Linked DNA regions of Homo sapiens: region 2 is linked to region 1. Evidence: read pairs that join two places in POLR2A ChIA-PET (ENCODE). Cell type or tissue: GM12878. All regions are shown on one strand. Each heading gives the region's core, and the rest is flanking DNA. Links, peaks and the distances in the headings are about the cores only. Region 1 overlaps ZNF148 (zinc finger protein 148). Region 2 overlaps SLC12A8 (solute carrier family 12 member 8).

Region 1 (2,920 bases), core at 150-2,649:
TGGTTGAGTGCATCAGATGGTTGGATGGATGGAGTGAATAAATGAGTAAGTGGTAGCCTTCCAAAGTAACTTATTTTAAAGAGGACCATACTGATTTGAATGTGTAAATAAATTTTTTAAAAACTCATTTTTCTCAGATGAAATAAATTCTGAGTATGTTTGTTAATAATTTTATTACCTTGAGCAAGATAGTTTAAGTTCACAAATGAGTTTTACAGACAGTAAGTGCTGTAGGAGTTCAGGGAATGGAGAAATGAACATTGGCTAAGGTTTGGTGAAATGATTTAAGTGAACCATACTTATATTTGAAAAGATTCCTTAGGGATCTCAGAGAGGAACTAAATGACTCCAAATTCCTCTTGCAGCCCTAAAGTGAACCTAGAGTCTGGATCTATTTTTGTCTGAATGCTTTCTGCCTGTTTCATTTTAGCTACTCCTACTGGTTTGTTCCTTTCAGATTCACATTTGTTGGTAGATGTTGAGCCCCCTGAAACAACTATGGGGTCTGTTTTCCGTCTTCGTATAGTGTAACTTTTAGTTGTTCTTTTATGAGCCTGTACCCCACAAATTACTTGGCCTTCATGAGAGAAGAGCATGAGTCAACTTGGCCCTGTTATCCTGGCATTTTCCTGCATGCTTTTCTCAAAGCTGCTTTCTGAATTACGGAATAGAATAGACAGAACTGAGGGCATGTGTCCAGTAGACACGAGCTTGTTGAATGAATGAATGAATGAATGAATGAGATATTTGAGATAATTTAGGAGATCTGAATTGTCTATATGTTTTATGTTTCTTTTTCATTTATTCATAACCTGCCTTTTTCTACAAAGGACTTAACAGGGCTGCCAAACTATATGCACTAGCAATGAATTGAAATAATTCAATAAATCTGGTTAAAGAGATGATGAAGAAAAGAAAAATCTGTTTAAAGAATATAGATCAATGTGTATCGGTGTTAGAGAACTAGGAATAAGGTAGAAGATAAGCAGATGGGGAAGGAAAGGTGGTATCTGATAGAAAGCATGATTCTGAAGGAGGGAAAAGATTACTGAAATATGACAGGCTATCTTTGGAGGAAAGCATGAGAAGATGGAGGGTAAAGAGGATTATTTGAGACGGCTGTTTTGAGGAGGAAGATGGTAAGGCTATTTGAAGGATAAGAGTCAACAGAAGTTTGGAATATAGTAGAAGTTATTAAATTATGTTGATTTATAACAAGGTTTCAGAAAATGATGGGATGAGCTTTATTTAACAGATAATGCACATTTGTTATATGCAAAAGCATATAATGCTTTGCTGTCAGGAATAAAACCTTTGGGATTTATATTGTGGTAGGGCAGCTGGACTTGTGCACAAATACCTGTACTATAATCACAAATATATCTGTGAGTCACAAATATACCAAATATTACTGAATTTAAAAGGCAGAAAATGCATTTGATTAGGAGAAAACCTGAGACAGAACTTTAAAGGCATAAAAGTGGAATTTTAGCTAGTCTTTGAAGGGATTGATAAGATTTTTTTTTTTAAGTTTTGGATTGATAGGATTTTGATTGGCAAAGATTACTGAAAGAGAGCATTCCTGCCTGAGAGATTAGCGTAAGCAAAGGCTTGGAGGTGAGAAGCCCAGGAGATGTGGGGAATGGTGAGTTAGGTTTTAATTTTTAAACTATGACCTATAGTAAGAAATACATGTCACACTTCTATCTAATATATGCATGTATGAATGTTTGTGTGTGGGTAAAACAAGAAGTTTCATAATACAGTAACTGTCCTTAACAGTGGCAGGTGCAGTTGGATGTTATCTATTTTGTTTGACTAAAAAGAAAAAAAGCTGGCCAAGGGGGAAGAAAAAAAAGCTGATTGTCACTCATTAAACTGATTTCATGACCGACAAAATAATTAATCACAATCTATAGTTTGGAACGCAGAGAGTTCATGAATAAGGTATAATACAAGGTAGGAGAGTCAGTTGGGGTTGGGTTGAAAATGGATGGCCTTGAAAGCTAAGCTAAGTAGTTTGTATTTGATATGATGTAGTGTTGTGCTTGGTAAGCAAACAGAAGCTGGGTTTTAGTCTTGGCTCTTCTGTTTACCCACTGTATGATTATGGAGAATTATTTCCTTTCTGAGTTTCCATTTTCTCATAAAATTGATAATCATACTTTCCTGGCAAGGGTTATGGTGAGGATGTGAGAATTAAAGTATGTTAACATATGATTAAAGTATGTTAGCAGAAATCATTAGTGTATAGCTGTTGAACTTTTCTGAGTAGAGAATTGAGCCAAGGACCGTATATTAGATAGCTGGCAATAGCTATACCTTACTGGGTAGATTGCGGGTAATGTGGTGGTAGAGTAAGATTGTATGTGAAAAGACCAGTTAGAAAACAAAAAGACCAGTTAGGTGGCTACTGGAGATATTAAGAAGGGCTTGAATTAGTTTGATAGCAGTAGGATTAGAATATGGAAGTGGAATGCAGTTGGAGGTAGGGAAGAGGGGAAGATGACTAGAAATATGCTATTTATTTATTTATTATTGAATGAACGAACGTGAGGCTCTTGATCTGTTGCCCAGGCTGGAATGCAGTTGTGTGAACGCAGCAGCTCACTGCAGCCTCTACCTCGTGGATTCAAGTGATCCTCTTGCCTCAGCCTTCCGAGTACCTGGGACCACAGGCATGTACCACCACGCCTGGCTAATTTTCAATTTTTTTTGTAGAGATGTGGTCTCACCATGTTGCCTGGGCTGATCTCAAACTCTTGGGCTCCAGTGATCCCCTCCCTCAGCTTCCCAAAGTGTTGGGATTACAGGTGTGAGCCACCATGCCTGGCTGACTGGAAATTTAGAGTTGTAGAAATATTCAAATGGCAGCAGCTGAAATTGGATTATATTTTTGGGTAGTTTAGTGCAGTACATT
Region 2 (2,920 bases), core at 266-2,765, 190 kb after region 1:
TCTCCTTGGCCTCCCAAAGTGCTGGGATTACAGGTGGTAGCTATTGTTTCTACAACTCTATGAGCCAGATATTGTTCTAGGTCTTTACATAAATCATCTCATTTAGTTCTCACAGTAACCTTTTGAAGGTTACTATCATTATCTGTATTTCACGGAGGGGTTAAAACACTTTCCCAAGTCAGCCAGGATTTGGCCTTAGATATTTTGGCTTCGCAATTCATGCTCCTAACCACCATGCCCTTACAAGCCTCCTGAGGAGCTTCCCCCACCCCCTACCCTGCCCCATCCCCTGTTGCTGGCATCTTTGGGCTAAAAAGCAATTTTAGATACAAACCAGAAGGATGAGATCCACTGGAGTTACTGGGAACAAAAGGCAGCATTTACAGCTTGGCTCACATTGCGTGAGCAAATTGTTCTACTGCTAGGAAAAAAAAAACAGTTTGGAAGCTTTGGATGCAGATGGTCCCATGGCATCATCCTCTGCATGTCAGAGACATCAGGTACCTGGGAAAGTGGTGCCCATATAAATGGTATCCATTGCTACATTTTTGTCATTTATTTTATTTACTTTTATTTTGCTCAGATAATTTTGACCATGAAGAGTCCTGTTGACCTGGCCAAATACTGATGAAATAACGTCACTATCACACATCACACTCTTGGTGTTTAGTAAAGAGGAAGTTTGAGTTCTGAGATGAATGCAGGAAAACATTAGTCTCTCTGTCTTTCTCTTTCTCTCTCTCTCTCTCTCTCTCTCTCTCAGAAATGATTGTATTTCCCTCACATTTCTTGGGCTTTCCACCTCATCCTAATATGGACAGAAATGTTTACCACTATGGGATGCTGGAATAACTGTTAAGCTAAGTGTAAATTTGGGGGATGCTGACAAACATGATATGTGCCTAGTTGCAAAGTGAGCTGATCTCATTGAAGAATGGGGCCTTGTTCACAAGCTCCTTTCAAATCCAGAAGTTGTATTACCCTTTTGCCTTTACACAAAATGGCTGGAACTCATGGAGCCTGCTTCCCAGAGCACCTTTTATATGATCAGCATATCACAAAGTATTTATTGAATGCTTGCAACATACTTAGCAAATGCAAGTATTTGAAGAGGTACAATCAGCATAAACAATTTTTTAAGATATTTGCATTCTTGGTGGTGGGGTGGGGAGACAAACTTACGTTCATGACATGATAATAGAATATGGAACCAGATAATTAATTGTATGGCCTTAGCAGTTAGCTTACTATTTATTCAGAAAAAGAGGTTGAGGAGAGGCCTCATGGAAAAGGAGGGACTTGAACGAATGAGGCCCTAATAGAATTTGTTCCCAGAGAATGGCAAGGGCAGGGCTACAGTGATTAGAGTGACCAGCTGGCCCTGGGGGCAGTGAAGGACAAACCTGAGGAGAGAAGAAGGCTGAGGCTGAGGAATTAGGAAAAGTGAGACTGATGTTATTTTCAACAATTTAATTTGAAATGATCTTTCAAATATTTCCCAAAAGATAAAATCATGATTCTCAGGCAAATATAAGAAAAACATGTGCCAAGGATTTCATTTCATTTTTTTAAAAAAAGATTATATAACAAATACTCATAGGAAGCCTAACCTGGAGCAGGGATTTTATTTAATTTATGAATTAATGGAGGAGCCAGTAAGATGTTAAAGAGCATCTGCAAAGGATGCTGGGTGGACAGAGGTCAGATTAGTAAATTCATAACTAGGCAGTTGAATAAATAAATGTTAGGATAAGATTGCTGGGTTAGATAGAAAATCAGTTAATGTCTTACAGGACAACAAATCCTAATCTTTTGGGTTATATGTTCCACTGGACAGAAGTTATTTGCATCTGTACTGGAAAAAAATCCATAAGGTAACATGTAACTTTATTAAATCTGGGGCATATAATGCATTTAATCAACAGCAAATAGTGAGTAAAATGAAGTACATTCACCTAGATAGTCCTTGGGTAGCCTTTGCCACATATGACGTTGAAAAAGACGTGCCACTCACTTTTTTTTTTGCTAAGTTTTAGATAATTTTAAAAATAATACTGACCTATAGAGAAATGAAGAAAAATCTGGTTTACTGCAGTGTCCTTTTAAGGCTCTGTAGATGGGACCCCCTGTGTGTTCTTGTTCTATATTTAGTTCTTGAATAACTCGGACTGAGAAATCCGGAGGCCTCTTTAGCCCAGTGTCCCATCTTCTTCCTCCCATAGTCTTTTCATCTTTGTTATCACTGACAGCCAGCTCTCAGCTTGGGTTCCTCCTTCATTCTTTAGTTGAGATGTAGACAAGTAGAAATGGGGCCTGAGGCAGGTTCACGGGTGGGAAGGGCTGGTTTAACCCTGCACTGGTCCCAGGCACTGTGCCTTGGTGCCAGTGAGTGTGTCCGATGGGGGTGCAGGGTTCTCAGCGCTGGGCGGTTCTGCCCATGGGCCCATGGCTTTCTGTCCTGCTGACTCTTCTACCTGGAATCGCATGTCAGTGTGTTGCAGGTGCCATGTATATCACCGGCTTTGCTGAATCCATCTCGGATTTGCTGGGCCTCGGGAATATCTGGGCTGTGCGAGGAATTTCAGTTGCGGTGCTTCTGGCCTTGCTGGGCATTAACCTCGCAGGTGTCAAATGGATAATCCGCCTCCAGCTGCTGTTGCTGTTCCTGCTGGCCGTGTCCACACTGGACTTTGTGGTGGGTTCTTTCACCCACCTGGACCCAGGTAAGCCTTTCAGAGTCCAGTATGTGGCCTTATGGATCTTCACTGCTTTAGAGATGTTTGTAGGTGTGAGTTTGCCCACCCCATCTCCCCCTAACCCCCATAGGCTTTACCTACAATTGGTGTGAGCTGTTCCTGGATCAGGTGAGCAGGTGTGTCTTGGAGCAGCTTCATGAGGCTAGAAGCTCCTCTTCACACAG

The links. ChIA-PET counts read pairs that join two places held together with the same protein. Peaks named below come from ENCODE experiments on the same cell type or tissue, not always from the same donor. Only the 100,000 strongest peaks of a DNase experiment are listed, where the experiment ranks them.
Region 2: POLR2A ChIA-PET joins it to region 1 with 5 read pairs; 4 of 35 experiments call an interaction of 5 or more read pairs at or near these places.

The regions. Positions count from the first base shown.
Region 1 is chr3:125,365,451-125,368,370 of GRCh38, reverse strand. All of the region lies in intron 1 of ZNF148 (zinc finger protein 148), which reads left to right. Among named protein-coding and RNA genes, the nearest start is that of ZNF148, 8.4 kb to the left of the region's middle. In GM12878, for the core only: no CTCF peak of the experiment used is centred there; no DNase peak of the experiment used is centred there.
Region 2 is chr3:125,177,546-125,180,465 of GRCh38, reverse strand. It overlaps SLC12A8 (solute carrier family 12 member 8), which reads left to right. Exons shown (of 14, transcript NM_024628.6): 5 at 2,492-2,723. Among named protein-coding and RNA genes, the nearest start is that of MIR5092, 27 kb to the right of the region's middle. In GM12878, for the core only: no CTCF peak of the experiment used is centred there; no DNase peak of the experiment used is centred there; H3K27ac peaks cover 799 bases.